Linked DNA regions of Homo sapiens: regions 2, 3 and 4 are each linked to region 1. A link is a contact called in ENCODE Hi-C or POLR2A ChIA-PET data. All regions are on one chromosome and are shown on one strand. Each heading gives the region's core, a stretch centred on a gene start or an enhancer-like site at or near the end of the contact. The rest is flanking DNA. Distances are from core to core; before and after follow the strand shown. Region 1 holds the start of MRPL1 (mitochondrial ribosomal protein L1). Region 2 holds the start of NAAA (N-acylethanolamine acid amidase). Region 3 has its middle 15 kb from the start of ART3. Region 4 holds the start of NUP54 (nucleoporin 54).

Region 1 (3,610 bases), core at 365-2,864:
AACTTGCTCCAATTCTGGTACTTACTCTCAAATTGAATTAGTTTTTTTCATTTATGCATAGCCAAGTACACTGCTTGACACATGGCAGGCACTCATATATTTGTGAAAAGAAGGGAGGATGAGAGGGAGCGAGGGAGAGAAGGAAAAGTTTACAAAGATAGATTTAAGTTCTTCGATTTTTTTGCATAAGTCACAAATTGTTATAGAATCTTTGAAGTAACTGCTTAGGTGTTAACAAGACAAGGCAATACATTAGAAATCTTATTTTTTCATGTAGATGAGTACTATGTATAAATATGAATAAAGCATCTGGGAAATGCCTTTGATCCAGTTCATCTGCCTGTGGGCAGCTTCATTGAAGCAAGTTAATTTTGCAGGCTTGCCATTCTAATTGAGTCACTAATTCATGTATGCATATATTCATTTATTCAGCAAACATTTACTGAGAGCCTCCTATGGGCCTGGCACTGAAGTATGTGCTGAGGTTACAAAAATGAGTAAGATGGTTTCTACCCATAAAAAGCTCAGACTGGTGACAAGAACTGATATATTGTGGTGATGGCTGCACAACTCTTTGAGTACACTAAAAACCATTTAATTGTACAATTTAAATTGGTAGATTGTATGCTATGTAAATTATATCTCAAAACTGTTTAAAAGAAACACAGCCTGAGGCGAAATCTTTAAAAAGTTACCTAGGTGATGTAGGGTACGGTACACACGAAGCAGAGAAGATAGAATGAACCAAGTTATGGAGGTGAGAAACGTGTGTGTGTGTGTGTGTGTGTGTGTGTGTGTGTGTGTGTTGTGGGGGAGGTAAGCTGGGAAGTGATAAAATCCGTAATCAGATTTGTTTTAGATAAACCACACCGACAGCTGTGACGTAATGGAAAGTACACTCATTCTGTTTTGTTTTTGTTTTTTTTTCCTATCAGAATAACTTGTGCGTGGGTCTTGGAGCTGCCATTTTAAAACTAGAAATGTTTTATAAATGTCAAGTATTATTATTCAATTGATCCTAATGGTAAGTCTACTCGCTTGCCAGCAGGGGGTAAATGTAGAGATTAATTTAAGATTTTAAAGCTAAGGTTGATCTTGCGCTGACAGAAAGTTTGACAATTAGCAAAAAAAGTTTGTCAGTGAGTTGGACACCTCCCTCGGGTAGCGGCGAAAACGCCTAGAGAATTTTTAAAATAAGTCTTTCCAAGGCCGGAAAAGTGGCGGAGGAAGCTAGTGGGTTTCAGGGTTCCTGTTTTTCAAGATTTTACGTTGGGTATTAAGTACTCTCACAGCCTGTTAAAATTGTCGCTCTGAGTACACTTGCAGGATCAAAAAAGAAAAAGAATAAGAAGGAAGGATTAAAATAATCACAGCATCGCCAACAGGATCGTATTTTCCCGAAGGTGGTTAACCAGCCATACCGGAACCACGAAACACACAGGGTCCTGGGCAACACGGAGGACTAACAGTAACACCGCCACGCCGGCAGCAAAGCTCATTTTGGTCCCCGCCCCGTTCCTCTTTCTCTTTTTAACTCCTTCCCTCTTTGCGGATTCTAGAACGGAACCTTTTTTTAATTCTTCCCAGTAGAAACGTAGGAACAATTTCGTGAACGCAATCCGGAGTGCCCAACATGGCGGCGGCCGTAAGGTGCATGGGTAGAGGTAAGGCGAGGGGTTGTCTTGCAGGGGAAATGGCTCTGGCACCGAGTCTCTGGTTGCAGCAGAGTGCAAGGCGGATTCTGCTCTGGGTGCTGAAAATGCCTCGTGCTGTTTCTGGTCTCTAGGTTTTTCAGAGGGTGGGTCATTACTACTTAAAAGTGACCTTATGAAGGGTTTCACTCCATTCTGGAGACGTCCACCCTGAGGGAGGGAGTGGGAGCGGGACGTACATCGAGCGCCCTCCAGCCACCTATGGGCATGGCAAGGACTGGGTCGTCTCTGATACTGGGGTGTGGGCTGCGGGTAGTGGAGTGTGATAAGTGAGGTGAGTTCTGATAAGGGAAAGATGATGTATTTGAGTGGCTTAAGTCTGTAAATTAGAGCAATTTTCAAAGTGCTTTTTGGTGCTTTCGGAATTACTTCGTTATAGGCGATTCCAGTTCTTAAACTTCCATAGGTGGTCTAATTTGGATCAACGTTTATCATTTGAGGGGGCTAATTCTGTAGTACCTCTTGGTAGCGCCTCTTTTCATCTTAATAATTTCAACTTTTTGTCTACGATGACAGCCCTTTCTTGTGCAACAATTTTTTTTTTTTTTTTTTTTTGAGACGGCAGTCTCGCTCTGCCACCCAGGCTGGGAGTGCTGTGGTGCGATCTCAGCTCACTGCAACCTCCGTCTCCCAGGTTCAAGCGATTCTCCTGCCTCGGCCTCCCGAGTAGCAGAGACTACAGGCGTGTGCCACCATGCCTGGCTAATTTTTGTATTTGTAGTAGAGACAGGGTTTCACCATGTTGACCAGGCTAGTCTTGCACTCCTAATCGCAGGTGATCCGCCCTCCTCGGCCTCTCAAAGTGCTGGGATTACAGGCGTGAGGCACTGCGCCCGGCCTGTGCAACGCTTTTTGCTTTTATTTTGTGTTTTTGAAGTCCAGTGATATATATTGTTTAATTTAGGTAGGTCTTTAGGTAGAAGCAGTAGCCAGCATTACCCCCATTTTACAGAGGAAGAAACTGAACTTATTAGATATGTGGCCAAGTTCATATAACTAGTAAATGGCAGAGGAAGTACTGAAGCTTGCAATCCTAGGTCAGTGATACATGTATATTTAACACTGCATCACAGTTTTTTTTTTTTTTTTTTTGAGTTTCTTTTTAGGAAAACTGTGTCAAGAGAGTTATTGCTCAAAAATTAGGGGTGACAAGAGATAACAACAGACCCTGATGCCTACTTTGTGAGCAAACCAAAATGTATATTATTTCTGAAAGGAGGTTGAAGGCATCTTCATGTATGACAGAAATCGTTATGTTACACAAATCCAAAGAAACCAAAAATACCTGAATATTATAATTTTCTTGTCACATTTTCTTCTCTTGGCTTCTAGGATATCTCTCTGTTAATTGTCTTCCTATTTCATGTGTCATTTTTTCTCACATTACTTGGCTGGTTCCTCTTCCTCTCCCCAGCCTCTTTACTTTGGAGTGTTCTGGAAGCCAGGGTTCCATCCTTCATTCTCATCTCTTCTGTATCTAAATTCACTCCTTGGTTAGCTCATCCAAAGTTTGTGGCTTTGATTATTGTCTATCTTTTTTATTTTTTTAATTGTTTACTTATCAGGAGAAACTTTCACATTTCATAGTTCAAGAACACAGGTCAGTGACAAACTTTTAGGTAATTCAACCCAAAGAAATTCTTTATATTGCAAAATCACTTTGTGCTCTGAAATATACGTTTTCCTCATCTCCTCAAAATCTTTTATGGAATCATCATTTCTGTAGGAGTCGACACATGCCTTCTTTCTTGGCTCAGCCACCGCGAACATAGCGAAAACCCCCAGGGATACAATGAATGCTTCAACAATATGAAATTGCAAATGTTTTGCCAGAAGGCCCCACATCGGAGGTTCATTAAAGCACTGGAAGCCACGGTAGCTACTGTTCTTTTTAGGTA
Region 2 (3,610 bases), core at 670-3,169, 1.9 Mb before region 1:
TCACCCGCCTCGGCCTCCCAAAGTGCTGGGATTACAGGCGTGAGCCACCGCGCCCAGCCTGGATGCACATTTTATCATGCCCACTTCCCGGTCCAAACACTGGCTGGCCCTATTAGAGCAGTGTTCCCTGTCGCCCCAGCCCTGGTGGACACAGACACTTCAGCCACGACACACATGAAAGGATAAATGCAGGGCGACAAATAAGGGCAGAGATGAGCCACTGCCAGTATAGAGCTGGAAGGCCACTGAGTTAACTAAAGGGTCCAGATGAGAGGAGGCTTAGTTTCAAAAACTTCCTGGAAAAGTACGTTTTGAGCAGAATTTTTTTTTTTTTTTTTTTGAGACAGAGTCTCGCACTGTCGCCAGGGCTGGTGTGCAGTGGCGCGATCGCGGCTCGCTGCAACCTCCGCCTCCCGGGTTCAAGTGATTCTCCTGCCTCAACCTCCTAAGTAGCTGGGATTACAGGCGCCCACCACCACGCCTGGCTAATTTTTTGTGTTTTTCGTAGAGACGGGGTTTCACTATGTTGGCCAGGCTGATCTCGAACTCCTAACCTCGTGATCTGCCCACCTTGGCCTCCCAAAGTGCTGGGATTACAGGTGTGAGCCAACGCGCCCGGCCTTTGAGCAGAATTTTAAAAGTACGCTACCTGGATTGGGGAAGAGAAAACCCGGGGCTACACGTAGAGGGAAAGTTTAGTGTTGAATCGGAGAATCTGCTTTCCCTCTCGAAGCCTACGATGTGCAGCTCAGATTTACCCAGAGAGGCAAAGAGGAAGCGCTGGAGGTTTCTAGGCAAGCAGGCACCGCCCTGTTTTTATCACACGGAAAATATGTCTCCTCCCGCTAGTCTGTGTCGGGGGCCCCCGCAAGCCCCGCGTTACTCCGCGCGGGCTTGGGGCACTCACACGGAGGACTCGTAGGCCAGGTTGACCAGAAGGCAGTCCGCCAGGCTGAGGTTCATGAAGTCACACATGCCGCGGATCTCGCCGGTGAAGGGCTGGGGCAGGAAGCGCTCCAGCTCCAGGACCACTTTTCCGATTAACACGTGCACCCACTTGGGGACTCTGTCCCTAGAAACAAAAAGCACAAGGGCGTCTGACCCGCTCAGAGGTCGGCGGCGTGCGACTGCGTGTGCACTGCGAGCGGGGCTACATCCTTAGGGCGTGAGGTCTCAGGGCCACTGCTCCCCAGTCAGTGGACCGCCCAGGCGCGGCGTCACTCAATCTGCAGCCTCCCGGGAGTGGGGGGAAGGGGGCGGGGGGAAGGCGGCGGGTAAGAAAACTCCGAATGGGGAGGGCGAGTGAGGCTGGTCCCAAAGGGGCAAGCTTGGAAGGCCCGCGAGGCCCGCAAGGAAGGCGCGGGTTGCCCCTCCTTGGTAGCTATGCAGCCCGGGCGACAACTCGCGCGCCACGCTGACCCGGAATGGCTCAAGGACTGGCGTGCCACGGGTGACACCGAACTTGAAAGCCGAACCTGCCGCGCTGGATTCTCCCCAACCCGGACGCTGCTCAGGGCGGCAGCCAAAACCAGTTCTCCAAGGGTGGCGGGGAGTAAAGCGTCCCCGTTTAAAGCACTCTGAGCAGCGCGCGTTTGACTCCGACCCGCAGGGCCGGTGTCCCCGCAGACCCCGTCCAGGGCCCCAGCTCACCCGATGACTTGCGCCATCGCGGCGCGCACCAAGTCCAAGTCGTAGTGCCGCAGCACGGGCAGCCAGCGCAGCTCGGGGACCGAGTCCAGGCTCACGTTGAAGCGCGGCGCTGCTGGGGGCGAGGCGGCTGACAGCCCGGCCCCGGCCAGCAGCAGCAGCAGCAGGGACGGAAGCCCCGGGCGCGCCTCCCGGTCCGCGGTCCGCATGGCTCGGGCTCCAGCGGCCGCAACTTGGAGACCTGCAGCCGCTGTCGGAGCCCGGGTAAGCCGTGGAGGAGGAGGAGCTGGGGCTGGGCTGCGATCGCTGGAGGTGGGGCCCGCGCACGACCCGCCCGCCCCTGTCACCGGCAAGCCGGAGCGGCGACACCTCCCGTCCCCGCCGCGCATCCACTAGCCCGCCCCGACTCTCCATCGGGCCTGGAGGTCCCTGACCGCGGGGCCGCTAAGGGTTGGGGCTGCCGGCAGCCGGCTTCTCACCAACTGCCGGTTCCAGCGCACCTGCTTGGGCCGAAGGAGTGTAGGCTGCGGCCGGGAGGGGCTGTAAGATTTTCAGTAGCGAAAAGGTGTCAGGAAAGACTTTTCAGTTAAACTTTGTTTGCTTGTTTGTTTGTTTGTTTGAGATGTAGTCTCACTCTATTGCCCAGGCTGGAGTGCGGCGGCGAGATATCCGCTCACTGCCAACTCCGCCTCCTGGGTTCAAGCGATTCTCCTGCCTCAGCCTCTCAAGTAGCTGGGATTACAGGCGTCCACCACCATACCTGGCTAATTTTTGTATTTTTGGTAGGGACAGGGTTTCACCATGTTGGCCAGACTAGTCTCGAATTCCTGACCTAAGGTGATCCACCGGCCTCAGCCTCCCAAAGTGCTGGGATTACAGGCGTGAGCCACCGCGCCTGGCTGGTAAAACATTTTTTTAAAGCTCAAAATTTAGTGAACATTTATCTGCTAAATATTTTTCGCGGACATTATCTCATTTAATCATCAAAACAAGCCAACAGGTAGGTTCCACTAATCCTCGCTTTACTGATGAGGAGTGTGAGGCTTGGAGAGGTGAAGCCATGTACCCGAGGTTACTCTGCTGGTGTGTCTCTGCACTGGCCTCCAAGTAAGGAGGTCTGAATCCACAATCCACCTTCACACCTAAGTTTCTTCACCTTTGAGTTCCCAATGTCTGGGAGACAAACTTAGGAAAATCTTAGTAAGGCTGGGACATTCTTAACGGTTAGCACAGTTGTCTGTGGGTAAAACAGGGTACATGTGTACATGAATAGTAGAAACTAAATGAAAGGGCCGGGCATGGTGGCTTAGGCTTGTAATCCCAGCAGTTTGGGGGGCTGAGGCGGGTGGATCACCTGAGGTCAGAAGTTTGAGACCAGCCTGGCCAACATGGTGAAACCCTGTCTCTACTAAAAATACAAAAATTAGCCGGGCGTGGTGGTGTAATCCCAGCTACTTGGGAGGCTGAACAGGAGAACCTCTTGAACCTGGGAGGCAGAGGTTGCAGTGAGCCGAGATTGTGCCAATGCACTCTAGCCTGAGTGACAAGAGCAAAACTTTGTCTCAAAAAAAAAAAAAAAAAAAAAAAAAAAAAAAAAAAAAAAAAAAAAAACTAAATGCATAGTAGAAACTAAACACATTTTTTTTTTATTTTTTACCAATTTTAGGATGAAGAAATACAACTTTTATAATCAATCACTTGTTTTTAAGGATAACACTTAAAGGAATTACAAAATTTCTTGCCAGACATGGTGGTTCACGCCTGTCATCCCAGCACGTTGGCTGGCTGATCATCTGAGGTCACTTGGTTTAATGAATAGAATCAGAATTGCTGGTGGTTGACTTCCAAGACTAGGTCACAAAAGACACTGTGGGTTTCTCCTTGCTCTCTTGAATTGCTCACTATAGGAAGCCCATTGTCATGTCCTGAGGAAGCCCTATGAAAATGTCCCTTTGTGGCTGGA
Region 3 (3,610 bases), core at 475-2,974, 1.8 Mb before region 1:
ATTTAACCAAATTCTGCAGTTGCTCTCATGAGTACTTTGGTTAGTATGAATGCCTTTTTCATTTTACTATTGGAATTACATTTTCTTAACTCAAAAACTGTCAGCTATTGTAACAATGACTTTGTTTGTAGTCTTTAAAATTGAAGAAAGAGTACAACATGAATTACTATACATTAGACCTTTGACAGTCTGAATGAATTGCTTGAGTTTGGTCTGATTAGTGTACCTAATGTAGAGACTGAGCTTCCTTAAATTGCCAGAGGTGTAAAGTTTCACAAGGTACTGGTTGCTGTAAAGGAAGAATGACTTTGAGTTAAATAGAGAGTTGATTAAATGCATATATTGACAGTTACTGACTCAGTAAGCTTCATAATTCTAGGAATCAATCACTGCTGATTCATATGTTTAGATATATTCATTTCTGTCTTTCTGTTTCTTAGGCCAAAAAGAAAAAAGAAAACCAATATTTAAGAGGTGAGAAAAGTAACAGGAATTTCCTATCTATTTATACACATACACACAAACACAACAAACCTGTAGTCTTTGCTGCAGAAGCAGCTTGTTTTTCATTCCATAGGGTATTTTTTTTTCTGTGCATTGAATTAAAATTTGTAAACAGCAGGAATTGTGGCTTGTTAAAAGAAAAACCTTAGACAAATTAAATTTAGCAGAGCTTAATTGAGCAAAGAATGATTTGTGAATTGGGTAGCCCCTCAACCAGAATAGAGAGGTTCCAGAGCTCTGTGTGGTGAAAGAAGATTATGGATAGAAAAAGGAAAGTGACGTAGAGAAAATGGAAGTGAGGTACGGAAACAGCTGGATTGATTACAGCTTGAAGTTTGCCTTATCTGAGCATAGGTTGAACAGCTGGCTGTCCTTGATTGGCTGAAACTTGGTGATTGGCACAAGAGTAGATTACAGTCTGTTTACACATCCAGTTAGGTTACAGTTCACTGTGTATGAAGAAACCTTTAGGTTATAGTTCACAATGTATGGAGAAACCTTTAGGTTATAGTTCACAATGTATGGAGAAACCTTTAGACTGAACTTAAAATATGTAAAGAGACAGCTTTAGGCTAAACTTAATTTAACAGACTTTTTGGTTGCCTTTGGATTGGTGGGGCAGGGGAAGAATCTAATAGCAGATATTTGCTTTGCAAGGTCCAAAGATCAATTTTGTTTTCTTGCTGTCTTCTCGTTATTTTCTCTTGTTTTTTTTTCTTTTTTTTTTCCTGAGCTTTATTTGCATCTCCAGTCCTTTTCTCTATCCTTACTTTTTAATTGACTATAATATGGAATTGAATTTTTTAAAAAATCTGTTAAATTTATTTTTAAAAGTTTATTTCTTGGTCTTGCATTTAAAAGGCTGTGAATTGAACCTTTCTTCTTTAACTAAAAAAAACTGTAATTAAGTGGCTTTTTTCTTAAATATGTTCTCAACTAATTTTCCTCCTTGTAGGTAGCTTAAAGGAAAAAGAAATGTCCTTTCAGTACTCTCATTACATATTCAGGCAATCCCAATTTGTATGGACAACTAAATTAAAGTAACAAGTGACTCTGACAATTTAGAGAAATGAATTAGTAAAGTTTAGTAGCATTAAGCACAGGAGGATTTACTTAAGAGAAAAAGCAGGCAAACTTTATAAACACAAGTTGGAGAACTATCAAGTTTGTACATGTCTCACAGAGATGAAGAATACAGAATAAACCACTGGCCAAATATAAGTTAGATATGTAACACTAACACATAGAATTAGCAAAGAGGATGTTGTGGGTTTATATGGAAGAAATCTGTTTGTGAGTCACTGGTTAGGAAATCAGAACCTACTTTCCTATAGATGTCAAATGGTAAGGGTGATTGTTCAGTCTGAGAGGTCCCTCCAGGGCAAGGAACCTTGTCTAATTTATCTTCCATCTCATCCTGTTGCCTTGCATGGAGTCAGGTCTTAAAAAACTCATTTCCGTAGTTCCTGGTTTATAAAGTCTAATTAACATGTAAGATACCCCAAATTCAAGCCTTTGTCCTATTTTCTTCTTAACCTACTGATGTCAGATGTTTTTCTATTTTGGAACATAATACTGTTGTAGAATATTGTGGAATCATAAGTTACTGATTAAGTTACTGATATCATAAGTACATTGGTAATATATAACCAAGCCCAAAGAACCCTTATTTCATATCAGTTTGATTTATTTTGGCTGTGACAATCAACTGTTTTCTCTCTCATGAAAATCTCTTTTCTTGAGGCTTCTTATTCTCCTTCTCAATCTCCTTCTTGAAATCTTGTCTCTCTCTGCACCTAAATGCTAGTGTTCTCTAGGGTATTATGCTCTCTATCTGCAAGCCTACACACCTATTGGCTAACATGGTAGGCAGAATAATTATTCCCCAAAGATTTCCATGCCCTAATTCCTGGAATCTGTGAATATGTTATATTACATGGCAAAAGGAACACTGGACTTATATTATGGACCTCAAAATACATATATACATTGGGTGGACCCACTGTAATAACATGGGCACTTAAAAGAGGAAGAGGAAGACAGAGCAGTCAGTTAGAGAGATGCAGTGGAAGAGGCAGGAGGTATTTGATTATGAGAGATTCCACTTGCTGTTATTGGCTTTGAAGATGGAGAAAGTGGACCACAAACCAAGGAATGTGGGTGGCCTCTGGAGTCTGTGAATAGCCCTCAGCTGACAGTCAACAAGGAAACACAGGTCTCAATCTTAAGTCTTCAAGAAACTGCATTCTGCTAACAACCCGAATGAGCAAAGAAATTGATTCTCTTTTAGACTCTCAGAAAGTAACTTAGCCCTGCCAACACTTTGATTTTAGCCTACAGAGATCTATGTTAGGCTTCTGATCTAGGAACTTTAAGATAAGAAATGTGTATTATTTTAAGCCACTAAGTCATGATAGTTTGCACAGCAACAGTAACAAACTATTGCAGCTAATGACTCTCAAATTTAAATGACTATCTCAGATCTTTCTCTGAACTAGTCAGTTGCCTATTGGATAGCTTCTCTACAGTATCTGGCTGGAACCTCAAACTCATTACATTGAGATAAAACTCTTTTCCCTAAAACCTGCTCATATTTTTTATCTTGATGTTGCTCCTAACCATTCAGACTCCTTAGCCAGAAATCTGGGGGTCAGTTTAAACTCCTTTTCTCAAAATACACTATTTCTCTACACATCCCTATGCTATATAATTGATACCAAATCATTTTGATTTGGGGTTTATTACCACTGATTTAGGTCAAGCTCCCACCACTTCTCACTTGGATTTCTCAGGTAATCTCCCAACACATCTTCCTGCCTCTTGTTAAAATGTCTTGGTAATTTATTCTTCTGTTCTATGAAAGTGACCTTTTCAATCAGATTATGTTTCTCCTCTACTTCATGGTTTCCCATTGCCATTTCAGTCAAGTTCCAATTTCTAAGCATTACACACAAGGCGCTCTTTATGATCTGATTCCTCTTTCCTCCCCAACTTTTTAACTCTTTGTGTTCCATAAAACATATCATGCTGTCCAGCTGTATTAAATGGCTTGCATTTTCTTGAACATGTGCTATGTATGCCATCAGTGCCTTGTACATACTTTTTT
Region 4 (3,610 bases), core at 434-2,933, 1.7 Mb before region 1:
CCCATAAACCTATTTTAAATGTATATATCATTATTGTTTTGCAAAATTTCTAATGAGCTGCAAACAACCCACGTGCATATGAAAATCTTCATAATTATCTTTTTGAATGCAAAGACGTCTAGCTTACCTTTTAGAATTCGATGCTATATCACATAAAACTAAACTGCTCTCTTTGAGCATTTCCCAAAATTCCAGCAAAGAACTGGGGATTCTTTCTATAATTACAAATCTTATAGAAATTACACATCTTATAGTATCCTAATCTGCTGAGTTGACCAAAGAAATACATTATTATCATTATAACACAAGTTAAAAAACAAAACAGGTTACTGCTGTTCGTATAAGACTTGTTTCTCTTTGGAAACACAAGGACAATAAAATGAAATCTCAATGAAAGATGCAGAAAAAATGAAAAATGACTGCAGGAGTCCAAGAATCCCAGGATGGGCTTGACTGGTGGTGAGTTTATACTTTGGAAGTCCTACCTAATAATTTTAAAGATCTATTCAAAATTATAATCCAAATGCTTATCATTTGGAAGATAAGTGCACATTTAATAAAGGAACACTGTAACTTGCAAAACTTTCCTAAACCACATCTTTTAAGGCAGTAAAAACTTGATACAGATGTTTTTGATTCGAGATAAGGAAATAAATTTCCTTTCCCTATTAGACAAGTAACTGTTCTTTCCCAAACTCCAGGAACCACAATATTCTTGGACTCCAGCTCCCAACACTGGTTACACATACAACCCGCAGTATCTACCTGCACTTGCCAGACTGTTACCAAAATTGAACGGAGTCGCCGAGGTAGTAGAAACACCGAAATTCCCAATATTAAAGTTCACTGCAGGATTAGCAGTTAATCCGAAACCCCCAAAATTAAACCCACTGGCGGTGGAGTTGGCAGTCTCAAGCCCACCAAATCCTGATAGGCGTGTAGGCAAAGAAACAAAATTTTAAAAAGGGGGAGAGGGAAAAAGAAAAGAAAGCAAGATAAGGATTAGAAGAATCAGCAGGAGGTTTCACAGAAGTGAACAAACCTGGTTTTGCTCCAAACAGTTTAAGAAAGCAGAGTGGGGGTGGGGTGGGGCAGATGGAAGAAGCATGACGGATAAACCCCACAGCGAGGACCACAGGGGGCCGGGGGTGGAACTAAGGGAGTCAATGGGCAGTGCCGGTGGATCCCCAGCCCTATCCTCGCCGAGTCCGGCAGCGGGAACCACGCAAGCGTTCCCGCCCATCCAGGAGGCTGAGGTGCAGAGGGGAGGGAGGTTCTCGGGCAAGGGGAGAGGGAAGCAACCTCCAATTTCTCTGAGTAGGACTCCCCGGCAGCGGGAAGCGAACCGCTCAAGCCAGGGCCCTGTGGAAACTCACGCGCGGCAAGCGAGCTTCTAGTGGGACCCCGAGTACCCCCGTGGCCTCCTCGGGTGCCGCCTCGGCCCACTCTGCCGCCGCCCGCCCTTTTCCAATGCCTCTAAAGTCTCCGCGTCGGCGGGAGATTCCAGGATCCCCAGGTCGGAGAGTCTCGGACAGAGGGGGCGGACCAGACCCTTCCCCTTCTTCCCGGGTGAAGGTCTAGGGGGATCACTCACCCGCGGGGGCCGCGGTGGCTGCAGCGGTACCGGAGGTGCCCGAGGGAGCCCCAAAATTGAAGGCCATGTCGCGAAAGCAGGAGACCAAGTAGGTTACTCCTGCGACGCGCAGCGCGCTCCCCTTCTCAGTCCGGCCGGGAAACCGCCAGTCAGATCACCGAGTTCCGCCTCCTTTCTGACCTAGCCTAAGAGGCCGGAAGGCGCCAAGGGCGTAGGAGGTGGGTGGTTGTGAGGGAACGCCCCCAGCCAGCTCACTTCCGGTGGGCTTCACATGCTGTGGGGTGTCACTGTTAAGGTAAAATGCTGGGACGCTCGCGAGGGTGTGCCGCCTGAGAGTCCTTTAAAAACTGCCGTAGGGAGGTTCTTTGGGAAAGGTGTGCAGAGGCTGAAGTTGTTACTGTAGGGATACGCGGTAGACAGCTAGAATTTGTATGTGGTAGGGTTGAAGTTGCTGCCTCATCAACTAGCGGGCCTGGGAGGTCGGGCAGCAGGGCTGGGGTTGAGAACCCCCCCAACACCCACGAGGAGGTGGTATTTGAACCCAGTGCTGAAGGATGAGTAGACGGAGCAGAAGCAGTAAAGAGGATGCACGTTGGAAGAAATGAAAGCGAATGGAATTGTAGCAAACACGTTGCGTTTACTATGTGCCAGGCACTCTTCTAGACATTTTACATAATTTAATCAGCTATCTTATGAGGTGGGTTGCTGCTATCTCCAATTTATAAAAGAGGAAACAGGTACCAAAGGGTCAGGCTGTTTACAGAGTAAATACTCCTAACCACAGCTCTAAGGGGAGCACTGAAAAAGAGGGGAAGAGTGGGCCCCCTCTGTTGTACTTGTAATATAATTTAATCCTCAGAATAAATAAATAGAGAAGATTCTGTAACTGTATTTTGCAGGTGAGATGAGAGAATTGAGGTTTGGAGTTGTTAAGCAGCTTGCCCAAAGTCACCTTGCAGGTAGGTTCTGGAGTCTGGTTTTGGACTCATGTTTCTCCACTCCAGAGTCCCAATTTGTAAAAATTACCATTATATTATATTGCCTTGTAAATTATGGTAAGGATTTCAGACTATTTCTTGAGGGTAATGGGAAACCTTTAAGGGGTTTTAGGCAGAGGACTAGTATGACTAGAATTTTGTTTTTAGAAGATCCCTCTGGCTGCCATAAGGAGAATGGATTGGAAGGAGCCAGAATGCCTGAGGAAGATAGAGCTTTTAGGAGTCTGTTGTAGTTGCACAGGTAGGAGATGATAATGACTTGGATTACATCTGGCAGTGGAATTAGGAGAATAAATTTGAGAGATACTTAAGAAATAGCATATATGAGACTCGTAGTATTTGGACGTGGGAAGTAAGGATTCAAGGACAACCTCCTGCTTTCTGGCTTGGGCAAGTTGGTGAATGGTGGACCCGTGTCTGACTCCTACAAACTGAGTATGCTCTCATACCCACTGCCCTGCCTTCTTTCACTGTTTGTCACAGATAATTTATCAATCTAATTTTTCCTTACAATAGTATATATTCCATAAGTGCAAGAACCATGTCCCTCTTGTTCCATGCCCATCACAAGTGCCTGGCATATAACAGGGGGAAATAAATAATGAATGAATGACAGATAGGTGGAAACCAGATCTTGAAAGACCTTCCTTAGCATGTTAAGGAGCTTTGATTTACCAGCAGTTTGTCCAGCTGCGGCCCACAGGCCACATGTGGCTCATGGCTTAGGATGGCTTTGAATGCAGCCCAACACAAATTCGTAAACTTTATTGAAACATTGTGAGGTTTTTTGCGATTTTTTTTAAAGCTCATCAGCTATTGTTAGTGTATTTTATGTGTGGCCCAAGACAATTCTTCTTCTTCCAGTGTGGCCCAAGGAAGCCAAAAGATTGGACACCCCTGATTTAGCACATAGCCTAACGCTTAAGTACTTAGCTTACCTTAAAAAAACAAACAACCATTCTTCTTCTTCCAGCGTGGCCCAGGGAAGCCAAAAGATTGGACACCCCTGATTTAGCAC

What was found. Hi-C counts contacts between places; a loop is a spot of excess contacts on that map. ChIA-PET counts read pairs that join two places held with the same protein, here RNA polymerase II (POLR2A). Pooled maps may share reads with other maps.
Region 2: a loop to region 1 is called in a pooled map, with 23 times the contacts of the local background. The contact joins the promoter of NAAA here to the promoter of MRPL1 in region 1. A Hi-C loop is called at or near these places in 10 of 50 pooled maps. POLR2A ChIA-PET finds 5 or more read pairs at or near these places in 4 of 52 experiments (CD4-positive, alpha-beta T cell, CD4-positive, alpha-beta memory T cell, CD8-positive, alpha-beta memory T cell and 1 more).
Region 3: a loop to region 1 is called in a pooled map, with 3 times the contacts of the local background. The contact joins the enhancer-like site here to the promoter of MRPL1 in region 1. A Hi-C loop is called at or near these places in 4 of 50 pooled maps. POLR2A ChIA-PET finds 5 or more read pairs at or near these places in 2 of 52 experiments (activated B cell and activated naive CD4-positive, alpha-beta T cell).
Region 4: a map of CD4-positive, alpha-beta T cell shows a loop between it and region 1 (11-fold over the local background). The contact joins the promoter of NUP54 here to the promoter of MRPL1 in region 1. A Hi-C loop is called at or near these places in 6 of 168 maps with a recorded cell type or tissue (CD4-positive, alpha-beta T cell, CD4-positive, alpha-beta memory T cell, CD8-positive, alpha-beta T cell and 2 more), 7 of 37 single-sample maps with no recorded cell type and 16 of 50 pooled maps. POLR2A ChIA-PET finds 5 or more read pairs at or near these places in 4 of 52 experiments (CD4-positive, alpha-beta T cell, CD4-positive, alpha-beta memory T cell, activated T-cell and 1 more).

What each region holds. Positions count from the first base shown.
Region 1 is chr4:77,861,216-77,864,825 of GRCh38, forward strand. MRPL1 (mitochondrial ribosomal protein L1) reads left to right here and starts at 1,615. Exons shown (of 9, transcript NM_020236.4): 1 at 1,615-1,664. The coding sequence starts at 1,634. RefSeq lists enhancers at 1,303-1,702, 2,063-2,162.
Region 2 is chr4:75,939,094-75,942,703 of GRCh38, forward strand. NAAA (N-acylethanolamine acid amidase) reads right to left here and starts at 1,920. Exons shown (of 11, transcript NM_014435.4): 1 at 1,651-1,920; 2 at 908-1,072. The coding sequence starts at 1,856. RefSeq lists silencers at 1,203-1,272, 1,673-2,142.
Region 3 is chr4:76,058,152-76,061,761 of GRCh38, forward strand. It overlaps a transcript of ART3 not described here. Among named protein-coding and RNA genes, the nearest start is that of ART3, 15 kb to the right of the region's middle. Within about 2 kb of position 1,725, at least 4 of the 41 ENCODE cell types and tissues checked have a DNase peak (open chromatin) inside an H3K27ac peak, as active enhancers do.
Region 4 is chr4:76,146,714-76,150,323 of GRCh38, forward strand. It overlaps NUP54 (nucleoporin 54), which reads right to left and starts at 1,684. Exons shown (of 12, transcript NM_017426.4): 1 at 1,595-1,684. The coding sequence starts at 1,661. LOC124900718 (a long non-coding RNA gene) reads left to right here and starts at 1,836. Exons shown (of 2, transcript XR_007058144.1): 1 at 1,836-1,889; 2 at 2,494-3,610. RefSeq lists an enhancer at 1,634-1,793.